Regions from separate parts of the Homo sapiens genome. Here all the other regions are linked to region 1. A link is a contact called in ENCODE Hi-C data. All regions are on one chromosome and are shown on one strand. Each heading gives the region's core, a stretch centred on a gene start or an enhancer-like site at or near the end of the contact. The rest is flanking DNA. Distances are from core to core; before and after follow the strand shown. Region 1 holds the start of ACAA2 (acetyl-CoA acyltransferase 2). Region 2 holds the start of ME2 (malic enzyme 2). Region 3 holds the start of ELAC1 (elaC ribonuclease Z 1). Region 4 overlaps CTIF (cap binding complex dependent translation initiation factor).

Region 1 (2,700 bases), core at 77-2,576:
AAGAACTGTAAATGAATAATGTGTGCTGATGTGTTCATGGGTGTAGAGTACTAAGGTCTGCATTAAAAAGATAAGATGGTTTGATGGAAGAACAGGTGGATAGCAATATAGCAAAATGTTAACAATTGGGTCGATATGTGTCCACTGTACAAGTCTTCCCACTTTTCTGTAAGTTTGTAAGTTTTCATAATACAAATTTGGATTTAAAAACACCCCAACATTGCAAGAGTGTCACCAAAGTGTTTGAAAAGCAGGATTCTAGGGGGGGCATTCGCTGACGACTCAGAGAAACCGTCCATGCCACCCACCACCCCTACGCACTCAAAAGAAGCCCTCGCTAGGCAGCCCGGCCCTCCGAGCCCTGGTATCGAGGGGCTCTCCGCCTCTCCCCTGCCGCGGCCGCCTCCTGCTTGCCCGGCCTCAGTCTGTTCTCAGAACATACTCCATCACCTGGTTCCCAGAACTCAGATTGCGCAGTGGTCTCGTCATCATCGGCCAGGACTCACAGTGCCCGCGGCAGAGGCCTCCCTAGACCTCCCTCCCGTCCAGCCTCACCCGCTGCCTACTCTCCTCACGCCCCTGCTCCAGGTCCCCTGGCCCCATTTCGCTCGCCACGTTTTCATAATCCTCTCAGGCTCCGGGCAAGCGGCGCCGCCCGCAATGGGACCTGATCATATAAGGAAAATACTGCGGGCTCATCCGGGGGCTGCAATGGGGACCCGAAAGCGCCCTAGCCTACTACAATCACCGCACCCCAACTGCCGCCCACCTCTCTGCCCTGCCCCCAGTACAGTACCCAAAACCGGTCCGGGTCCAGCTCGGCGGCCCAAGCCTCTGCCCAGCGGACTGCGCACCCGCCCGCCCCAGCCAATCCCGCCGCCGCCGCCGCGCCCCGCCCACAGGACGTTCGGTCCCGCCCCCAGCTGGCGGCCGCGGCCGCCCGCGCGCCAAGTTCCTCAGCCCTTGGCTCCTGCCCAGTGTTTAGGGTGTTGGCGGAGACAAAGGGGAAGAGTCATCGCCTGTCGGGGCTAGGATATGATGGGTGAGAGGTGTCAAACCAAATTCTCTCGGTTTGGAAACGGAGAAAATCTAAAAATGAGGATGTGAGGAAAGAGTCCGCTCTCAAGGCGCGTTGTGGTCTATCCGAGCCCCGTCCCCTGGGCTCCCTCGGGCTGGGGTGAGGCGGGCAGCGCTACGCGTGGGGTAGGACCATCTTACGCTGGGACCCCGCCAAGGAGCCCCAGGAAGTAGGTGAAAGGGCAGGGGCGTGGCTCTCGGGGCGCCACCCACGCTCTTGAAATCTGGGTGATTGCGAGCGGCCGCTCAGCGTCCCCCACACCACAGACCCGCGCCGCCGACGACCCAGCAGCCGCCATGGCTCTGCTCCGAGGTGAGCGCAGCCCCCTCCTCCTCTCCTCGCCCCTCGGGGTCCTGCCCTCCCCAGGCCAGGCCTCCGCTTCCGGCCGCCGCGGAGAGTCGGGGTCGTGGGGTGAAGTTCACTCAACCTCCTCGGTTTTGGAGCGGACGTGATAAAAACCCAGCCCGAAAGGCTTGTTTGGGTTAAGGAGAAAACCCTTACTTGTAAGGCGCTAGCGACAGCGATTTCGGTGCAATTTCCTGTTTAGTTGAGACCAAAGTTTGCTTGCATGTGACCTTGGAGGTCATTCCTTTCTTCGCCTAACAGTGACCCCACTAGTTCGAGTCCAAGTATTAGAAAAAATGGGGCGGCGCCATAGGCCGCGGGCGCCTGCTGCGGGGCAGCTGCGCACAGGAGCCCGCCGCTCGGCCTCGGTGGTCAGGGCTCCCCGGGTGAATCGATGGAGAGGCCTGCAGAAATGGTAGCTGGTGTTCTGCTGGAAGACCTGCCCTGCTCCCATTTCCCTTCTGTTGCTTTAGATTAGAGCGGTCACTCTATACCTAAGTTCTAGGGTTATGAACTTGTTTAAAACAACTGTGTAATAAACTCCCTTTTCAAAACAAGTGGGCACAGTCAATGGAATCTTACTTTAAGGATGTACGAGTCGAAGAACATTGAGGTGGAATACATATCGAGGCCCTGAGACAGGAAAAAGCTTGGCAGGATCTAAGAACCAAGCATTTTGGTGCTCCAGGGCCCTGTGGGCTCTGTAAGAAGGTGGGGTTTTGTTCCAAATTCAGTGGAAGGCAATACAGGGATTTAAAGCGGGGTAATGACAGGATCTGATTTCCACTCTGTCCGAATTTGGGGCGGTCTGTGTAATGGCGAAGAGACCATTTAAGGATCTATTGTAGAGGTCCAGGGAGCAGCAAATGATGGCTTTGACTCGTGTGGGGCAGTGTAATTGGGGAGAAAAGGGGAGGGATGAGTTGAGATAGATTTGGAGGTGGATTTGATAGAAAGTGGATTGGATGTGGTGGAGTAAATATAAGAAGGAAATGTCGAGAATGATGAAAAGTGTCTGGTTTGATGAACCGTGTTCATGATGATGCCACTTTACAGAGTGAGGAAAATTGGGAAAGGAATAGATGTGGAAAGAAGGATTGAGAATTCAGTTTTAGGCAGAAAACTTTTTGGTGCCTGTGAAGCAGCCAAGTGGAGATGCCAGCTAAGCATTGGTTAGGGGGATCTGAAAGTGAGAAGAACCAAAGTGGCATGGGAACAAATCAAGGGAAAAATCCGTATTCTGGGACCAAATGCAGTGTTTACAGTTTCCTGCAACG
Region 2 (2,700 bases), core at 33-2,532, 1.1 Mb before region 1:
ATGAGCAATGCTTAAGGAGTATACACGTTTAAGGGAGTGGGGGTGGAGGATGCAGCTATGAAGTTAGACCACTTGAGTTTGAATCTAGGCTTTGTCACGTTAAAACTGTGGTCTTAGGCAAGTTACTTAACCTACCTAAACCTTAGTTTCCTGGTTTGTAAAGTGGAGGCAGTAACAGTATCAACCTCAAAGGGTTATTTTGAGATAATCCGTGTAGAAACTAGCGCTCTGCCTGTCACTAGCAATTAATACATGCTACTATTGTTATCGTTATCAACTGCAACACTAACAGAAATAGCAATGCTATTAACCTCTTTGCTTAGAGGTGATAGCCACAAGCATCAGGAAGGTAAATCCACAGACAGAAGATGATAAAACGTTTTGTAAGAAAGCACGTGTTAATTTGATCACGCTTCTCACCACAAGCAACGTAAATTTTCTAGAATTATCTCTGGAACCAAAAAAGAAAGTCGAAACCTAGGACCACCTAGGTAACACCACATGCAGAGATAGTTATCGCCAGCGTGAAAGAAACACCTGCCAATCCCGGTCCACAGATGGCATTTAATAATAGACGGAATCGGTCCAATCTCAGAACTCTCCAGCCCGCAGCAAGTCTTTTTTTAAAGGGAGGAGCCACACACACAGCCTAACTCCTGCCGTTAACTCGGCCCGACTGAATAAAGGAGATAGGCTTGCCAAAGGGTTTCCAGCCACAGAAGTCCTTTTGTGGAGGGGTGCAGAAAGAGCGAGAAAGAGATGCTGGCGTTTGGAGGCCCAGGGCCTCGCTCCCGGGCGAGAGCGGGGCGCCCAGGCACCAGCCGGCGGAGGAACCTGGAAATCGCGCGCCGGGTAGAGCCGCGGCCGCTGGAACCTGGGTCGCCGCGATGTAGCCGGTCCCTCGCCCTCAGCCCGGACTCCGCAGACCGCTTCCCTTCCCCCAGCCCCCACCGCCAGGCCGGGAACGGCGGGGGCCGCACGCGCGGAGGCCGGAGGCGCGGCAGCGCTGGGCTCTCGGGGCCGGGCCAGGGGAGGCCGGCGCCCGCTCCTCTCCCGGACCCCCGCCCGGGCCCCACCGCGCCGGGCCTTACCAGAGGTCTCGCGCCGCGACAGGTGGTACACCCGGCGGAGAGGCCGCGCCCTGCCGCCCGCCCTGGCGATGCTCAGCTCCCGCGCCGCCCGGCCCTCCCCTTCTGCGAGCCTCCCGGAGCCGCCGTCAGCTCAGGCTCACACTGGCGCGGGCGGCCCCACACGCAGAGGCGGCCCGAAGAGCGGCCGAGAGAGGGGAGGGCGCGAGGAGCCGGCCAGCCGCGGGGCCCGGAAGGCGTGGCCCACGGTGGAGACGGACGGGCTCGCGGGCCAATTGGAGGCAGGAACCGGCCGGAGGGGCGGGCTCCGTCTGGAGGCTTAGCTGCCGGCGCTGGGGTTCCTGTCCTCCGCGCCTTCCTCAACCCAGCTCCTGGAGGTTACGGTTCTGAGGCGGGGCGGGCGGCCTCGTGGACGCGATGCTGAGGATGTGAGAAGTGCAGTGCGGAGGAGGAGGTGGAGCTCCGCCGCTCCATGAAGGAAGCCGGGGCTGGCCGACCGCGCCCCCCAGCACTCCTGGCCCGGGGGTCCCAGTCTCCGAACCCGCGGAGGCCAGGGAAGCTGGGAGTTGGGGTCTGTCCTGCCTGAGCCACAGAGGAAGGGGGAGAACGGGAGGGCAGGAGACGGCAAAGGAAGGAAGAAGAGGACCCAGGAAATGCGAGGCTTCCGCACTTCAGCGACGCTTTCACTTTCCGAGCTGTTTTGTGTGCTTAGGACTTGCTCTTCTGCAGAATTCTTTGCCACTCCTCATGGCTGCTGGCAAGGTTATTGGCCTGCGGTGAATTTACCAATCACCTCCACTGTCACAGTCACCATAAATAGATGCTCAATGTTCTGCCTCAGAAAAGCACCGGAACACTTAATTGTCTTGTCCTTGAAAGCCGCAGGGACCGTGCCTTCCAACATCCCTACCCCCGCCCTCCCAACGGTTGTGACATGGGAGGATATTTCTTCACCCTTATTTCAGAAAATGTTATCACCCAAAACTCTTTACTATAATGAGCTTGTGTACTCTTAAAACAAGGCATGGTAATGACAATTTCAAAAATAAGATGTAAAATATAAAAAAAGAGGCAAGGCAGAATAAAATTAAAAGTGATGGAAATGTAGGATTGAGAAGATGGAGTGGAAGTAGGGAAGAGTGAATTGCTCCCTCCTAAACTCTGACAATTAAATAAAATCTGGGGCAATCGCCCCTCTCTGAACATTGAAGGGTGGGGCCTGTGAGGAGGAAACTCCAGTTAGGTGATAATCCATAGGTGTGGTTGCTATAATAACCACCGCAGGCAAGGAGAGGTTATAAATATGAATGACCTAAAGTAACTCTGCTTGCCAGGAACTTACAAGATGCAGCAGGTTGGATGAAGGAAACTAAACATTACCAGTGTCTTTCTACATAAATGCTTCATTAGTAGAGGTGAAATTCTTTTGTCTTTGAAAGACAGTTGTGGGGGTGTTGGGGGGTAGATGGGGAATGGGGAGATGTTGGTCAAAGGGTAAAAAGTTTCAGGAGTAAGTTTTAGAAATATCGCACAGCATGGTGACTATAGTTCATAATGTATATTTCGCAATGGCTGAAAGAGTAGATTTAAAATATTCTCACCAAAAAGAAAT
Region 3 (2,700 bases), core at 60-2,559, 1.2 Mb before region 1:
TATTAAAGGATACCAGAGATGGAAAAAGCAAAATCCTGGTTGTAGAAAACGTGAACCGTACAAATGACTTGTTCAAGTAAAATACAGGGAACAAAATAAAGAGCAAGAGAAAAAGATTAAGAGAGATCTAAGAGACATCAACCAAATATAACGTGTGTAGATTGTTTGGATACTGATTTGGACAAACTGGGTAAGAGGAAAGAGACAACTAGGAAAATGTAAATGCTGACTGGATAGTAGAGGGTAAAATGAAGTGCTAAGTACACTGATAATGGCTTTATGTTTTAAAAAGGTGTTATTGTGTTTTATAAACATGAACAAGGTAACAGATGGAATGGTACATTTCAGATTTGCTTCAAAATACTACAGTGGGGGAGAGGGTAACAGATGAAACAGAATTGATCATGAATTGGGAGTTCAGTTACTATTCAATTTTCATATATGACTTGAAGGTTTCCATAATAATTTTAAAACAAATATAATGAAAACCCTCCAAATAGGTCGGGAAGTAATCAGAAATTATTTAATCAATGGTGCATGTTTTGGGACATGCACCATTCTAGGCACTAGGAATTAAATGCGAGCAAACCAGATTAGGTCCCTGTCTTCTTGGAAAAAAAACAAAACAAAAACCCAGCTGCTTGCTTTCTCAAGACTGTGATCCACGTTCGGCGAAGTGCATATTCCAGTCGTGATCACAGTACTGTCATTTCACTCTGGGCCCGTGGATCTCGGTCCTGGCCGCAGATCACAATTCCCCGGTGATGATGGGGCATCAGCATTTGGAGGCTTCCCAAGCGATTCTACTGGTTGCCGGGTTGAGAACCGGCGCTCCTTCGTTTTCAGGCAGGCAGTGTCAACCCTGCAATCACCCTGTGGTGTGCCTAGGGCAGATATCGCTGTCCTCCATCTTAGAGCTGAAAGAACCGAGGCCGGGCGGCAGAGAGTAAGAGGCCAAGGCACAGGCAGGGCCAGAGGCCAGATTTCCGGCCTCCAGAGAGCCCAGGCTCCCCCACGAGACCGTGTTGGCCTCGAAAAAGGCTGGGTGGGCGGCGGCGCCGGGCGGCCGAGGCTCCGGCCCGCCGAGACTCCGGCCCGGGGCGGTGAACGAGGCGCGTCCTCGCTCCCGGGCGCTCCCCAGGCTTAGGTCCCCAGCGCCGGGCCGTGCCTGATCGAGCCGGCGAGTCCCGAGGAAGCGCGCCCGCCCCCCTCTGGTATGCCCTACCGCACTCACCCTCTCCCCGAGGCCCGCGCCAGGAGCCGAGGGAGGCGCAGGCCCGCACCCTGGCCCAGCTGTCCGCGGGGCTACAATGCGCCCGGGCGGAAGTGCGCCGCCGGCCGGGTCCCGCGCGGCCGCTCTAGGATGCGAGGGAGGTCCGCGCTCGGTGGCGCCCGCGCGGGACCTGGCTCTGGGCGCGCTTCCGGGCTCCCCCCGGGCCGCGAGGGCAGTGATTGAGTTTCCCTCTTTCCCAGGTCGCTGTGTGTCAGGTGGTAGCTATCGCCCTGAGGACCAGAGCGGGATAAACCAAAAGGGAAAAAGTTACTCTTCTTTTGTTTTCCGTGTAATATTTTCCACATAAGAGTGTTCTTCCTGATGTTTTGCTCATACATATGTGTCATTTTTGGTCTTTGGTTGGGATGAATCTTTACTGTCTTTCATCCACTAAGATCCTTTGCCTGACCATGCACCTTCATAAAGCCCCGTCCATATTCCATTTTCCTACTCTAGGTTGGAATATTTGCTTAACATCTGAAGCTGATTGTGCCATACTCACTCCAAGCCTTGGTGTTCTCTTAGGTAGCGGACGTGGGATTGAAAAACCCAGGCTGGCTGTATACAGAACGGGCACGTGGCGATTACAGACCACAGGGAAAAACTCCTTCAGTTTGAATAACAACTTTTAAAAAAAGTATTTCAAGCTCCTGTGTACTGCCAGATGCACTGATTTCGTGCTCAGCGTACTTGAGGTGGTCAAAATATCCAGCAGCTGGCCGGGCGCCGTGGCTCACACCTGTAATCCCATCACTTTGGGAGGCCAAGACGAGCGGATTGCCTGAGCTCAGGAGTTCGAGACCAACCTGGCCAACATGGCAAACCTCGTCTCTACTAAAAATACAAAAAAAAAAAAAAATTAGCCGGTCATGGTGGCACACGCCTGTAGTCCCAGCTACTCGGGAGGCTGAGGCATGAGAATCGCTTGAACCCAGGAGGTGCAGGTTGCGGTGAGCCAAGATCGCACCACTGCATTCCAGCCTGGGCGACAGAGCGAGACTCTGTTAAAAAAAAAAAAAAAAAAAAAAAAAAAAATCCAGCAGCTTCAAAATAGGAATCGGAGTGGTGTTTCTTGAAACTACCAGGACAGAGAGACTGCCACTTGTTTAAAAATCATTAACTCATCTACTTCTACTTATTGGGCTCTTTTAACCTTTATTCCAGTATTAATGGAGCTCTGACTTTGTGGATAGTATTATTTTTGGGGCTGAGAGATTTTAAAAATTTGTCATGGTCCCTGGTTTTGGGTTTTTGTTTGTTTGTTTGTTTGTGACAGGGTCTCACTCTATCACCCAGGTTGGAGCGCAGTGGCGCGATCTCAGCTCACTGCAACCTCTTCCTCCTGGACTCAACCAATCCTCCCACCTCGGCCTCCCAAGTATCAGTAGCTGGGACTACAGGACTACAACCTCCCAAGTAGCTGGCAC
Region 4 (2,700 bases), core at 93-2,592, 1.0 Mb after region 1:
CTGTGGTGGCTGCACATCTTGTCTGGAGGGAGACGGGGACCATGTGGGCACTGGGCTGCAGCCTCCGCCCTGGGACAAGTTTGCTTGAGTTCTGATGCCAGCTGGGCCCTGAACTACTCCTTGGGTTTGGGTGTGTCCCTTTTTAGGTGGACTTGAACCTTTCCCCAAGTATCCCTGATCTCCCTGGCCAACGACCCCTGACCATTCCACTGCTTCACTCTGCTCTGCCCCTAGACACTGAGGATTCTTGGATGCCAGTGACAGAAACCATCTCAGACTAGCTGAAGAGGCACACAGGCCTGGGCTGTCTTACATGGAAGGTGGGCCCTAGGACACAGCCTGTCCCCAGGGCTCAAACAGCAACCCCAGGGCTGGTCCTCCCTTCTCTCCCCTCTCTCCCTTGTCTGGGCTTTGACTTGCATGCTGACTGATTTTTCTGCTGCCACAGACAGGTTCTCCCTTTGCCATGGCTAAGATGGCGGTCAGCAGCACCTGGTCTCTCTCATAATGGTTCTTGAGCCAAAAGGAAGACAGAGCCCCCCCTCCCCAAATGTCAAACCCTCAAATCTCAGGGAAGGATTCTGACTGGCCCTGCTCATCACATGACTATCTCTCAGCCCAATCACTGTGGCTGTGGTGATGGGGTTCCCTGATTGGACAGAACCAGGTCATGTGGTCATTCTGCAGCTGGGGCAGGTGGGCTCAGTGACAGATCCCTGGACCACACGCAGAAATAACAGCTGCCCCCTGCAATCACAGGCCTTACCTAGGACCATCGGGTGGCTGTCACAGGTGCCTGACACTCTCCTGAGCATCATGTCAAATTCCCGATGTACTGGGTGATTGCTGCCCTTTCTGTCCCATCCAAAAGAATGAAGAGAGAGTGATATGATGAGGATTATCTTGAATCTGCTCTAATCAATGGACATGAAAATCAAGCCCCAAATGCCGATCCTTTAACTATTATTAATAAAAAATTACCAGACACATTCTCTGTGACTGATGGTTCATGACACTGTGGCTGGAAATGCTTTCTCCCCAGCAGTTGGCTCTAGACAAAGGGCACACACTGTGGCTGGGAACAGCCATCAGCCACTTCCAGCTAAATCTGGATCACTCTGGAGACATTTCCAAGTTTCCCAGGCTGTGAGCACCCAGCATATTTCTATTGGCAAAATCAGGTCAGGTAGGCTCAGCTCTGCTGATCCGTAGGAGGGGACAGGGAGGCGGGGGGATGGCGCTGGGTTGCAGCAGAGAGAAGCTGAGAAGTCAGGCTGATCCAGCAGGAATTCTGTCTCACACTTAGGCAGGCGCGAAGCCTTATTCTCAGGCAAGGGAGCCAGCACCTGCTGTGGCTGTGGCCTTGAAAAGCCCTCAGAAGAGGCTGGAAGTTTTCCTTTCAGCCTGAGCAGAGAGAGAAGGCTGGATTGTCTGACAGATGAAGAATACCAGTGGGACAAGCAGGAATTCCTCAAAGCAAGGTGTCACTGGACTCAGCCTCAGGGAGGACGTTAGTACCACTTGTCAGGTCAAGGGGCGTGAGGGGGCTGAAGTTCCCAGGCTCAAGGGCAGCCCTCAGTGATTACACACTTAGTAGCTGGTGCCCGTGCTGGCGCCCTGATCTTCTCTGCCGCCTGCCTGATGTTCATGTCACTGTCTCGCCATACCTCTACACAGCACTCTGCCTTTCTAGGCACTTCCTGCAGCTTTCCTGGCTCTGCCCCACACAGCAGCTCACTGGAGGATGAGGCTCCTTGATCTGCCTACCTTCTGAGGTTGACAGAGCTGGAACCCAGGTCTCTGATCCTGGGCCTGGTGCTCTTTGGACCCCCCAAGGCATCAAGTTTGAAAAGGTCATCATGCAGACATGACAGCCACCCACCCCTGCCTTACACTTCCCTCCAGGTCCTCAGAGGAGAGGGCTGAGTTGTTGTCTCTGCAGAATTCGGATATTCCCTGCCTGGCTGCCATCCTGCCCAGGAGAGAGGCCGAGGGCTTGGAGACAGGTGTTTGCCAGGCCTAGGCCCGGGCACAGGTGGTAGGTCTTATCCATGACATGAAGCTCTCTGTGGAAACAGAGTGGGGCTGTGCTCACTGAGGCCTCAGCCTGAGGAGCAGGCCAACCGCAAAATAAAAGGACAGCAAGACTGGCCAACTGCTGTGACTCTGTGTCCCCATCTATAAAATGGAAAGTCACCATGTGACTGTCAGGCCAGTCACCGTGCCTCTGCATCCTTATCTATAAAATGAAAGAGACCTTTGACCTGCACCCAGGTGACAGAGTGACGCAAACAGGTGTAATAACCCTTCCTAATCAGCAAAGGGTGACTGTGCCCATATTCTGCTATGTGAGAAACTGAAGCATAAGTTGGATGAATGTTGTATCCAAGGTTTCCTGTGGGAGGAACTGGGAGCTGGGGCCAGAATTCAGCTTATCCAGCTTTTTGGAGATTCCTAGAGTCTTCTCCACGGTTTCTGCCTGGACCAGGTTCTACTAAGAAGGTTGGGTCCCCAACCCTAGGCAGAAATGGCATCTGGGATCCCTCTGCTCTGGAAGCAGTTGGAAGCTGAAGAAATGACTTTTGAAACCCTACTTTCAATGAGTGGCCCAATTACTTCTGAAATTGTCCGGAAGACTGGCTTTAAAAATAGATGAATACACAGGCGTTACTAAGCTATTTATAGAATTTGAGAAAACCC

The links. Hi-C counts contacts between places; a loop is a spot of excess contacts on that map. Pooled maps may share reads with other maps.
Region 2: a loop to region 1 is called in a map of CD8-positive, alpha-beta T cell, with 5 times the contacts of the local background. The contact joins the promoter of ME2 here to the promoter of ACAA2 in region 1. A Hi-C loop is called at or near these places in 1 of 168 maps with a recorded cell type or tissue (CD8-positive, alpha-beta T cell), 1 of 37 single-sample maps with no recorded cell type and 11 of 50 pooled maps.
Region 3: a pooled map shows a loop between it and region 1 (11-fold over the local background). The contact joins the promoter of ELAC1 here to the promoter of ACAA2 in region 1. A Hi-C loop is called at or near these places in 9 of 50 pooled maps.
Region 4: a loop to region 1 is called in a pooled map, with 5 times the contacts of the local background. The contact joins the enhancer-like site here to the promoter of ACAA2 in region 1. A Hi-C loop is called at or near these places in 3 of 50 pooled maps.

The regions. Positions count from the first base shown.
Region 1 is chr18:49,812,159-49,814,858 of GRCh38, reverse strand. It overlaps ACAA2 (acetyl-CoA acyltransferase 2), which reads left to right and starts at 1,326. Exons shown (of 10, transcript NM_006111.3): 1 at 1,326-1,390. The coding sequence starts at 1,375. It overlaps SNHG22 (small nucleolar RNA host gene 22), which reads right to left and starts at 836. Exons shown (of 4, transcript NR_117096.1): 1 at 797-836. It also overlaps SCARNA17. RefSeq lists silencers at 814-983, 1,226-1,520, 1,414-1,533.
Region 2 is chr18:50,877,700-50,880,399 of GRCh38, reverse strand. It overlaps ME2 (malic enzyme 2), which reads right to left and starts at 1,282. Exons shown (of 16, transcript NM_002396.5): 1 at 1,092-1,282. RefSeq lists a silencer at 894-1,453 and an enhancer at 992-1,493.
Region 3 is chr18:50,966,649-50,969,348 of GRCh38, reverse strand. It overlaps ELAC1 (elaC ribonuclease Z 1), which reads right to left and starts at 1,309. Exons shown (of 4, transcript NM_018696.3): 1 at 1,235-1,309. RefSeq lists a silencer at 982-1,471 and an enhancer at 1,622-1,681.
Region 4 is chr18:48,801,618-48,804,317 of GRCh38, reverse strand. All of the region lies in intron 9 of CTIF (cap binding complex dependent translation initiation factor), which reads right to left. Among named protein-coding and RNA genes, the nearest start is that of CTIF-AS1, 39 kb to the left of the region's middle. RefSeq lists an enhancer at 2,586-2,700. Within about 2 kb of position 1,342, at least 13 of the 41 ENCODE cell types and tissues checked have a DNase peak (open chromatin) inside an H3K27ac peak, as active enhancers do.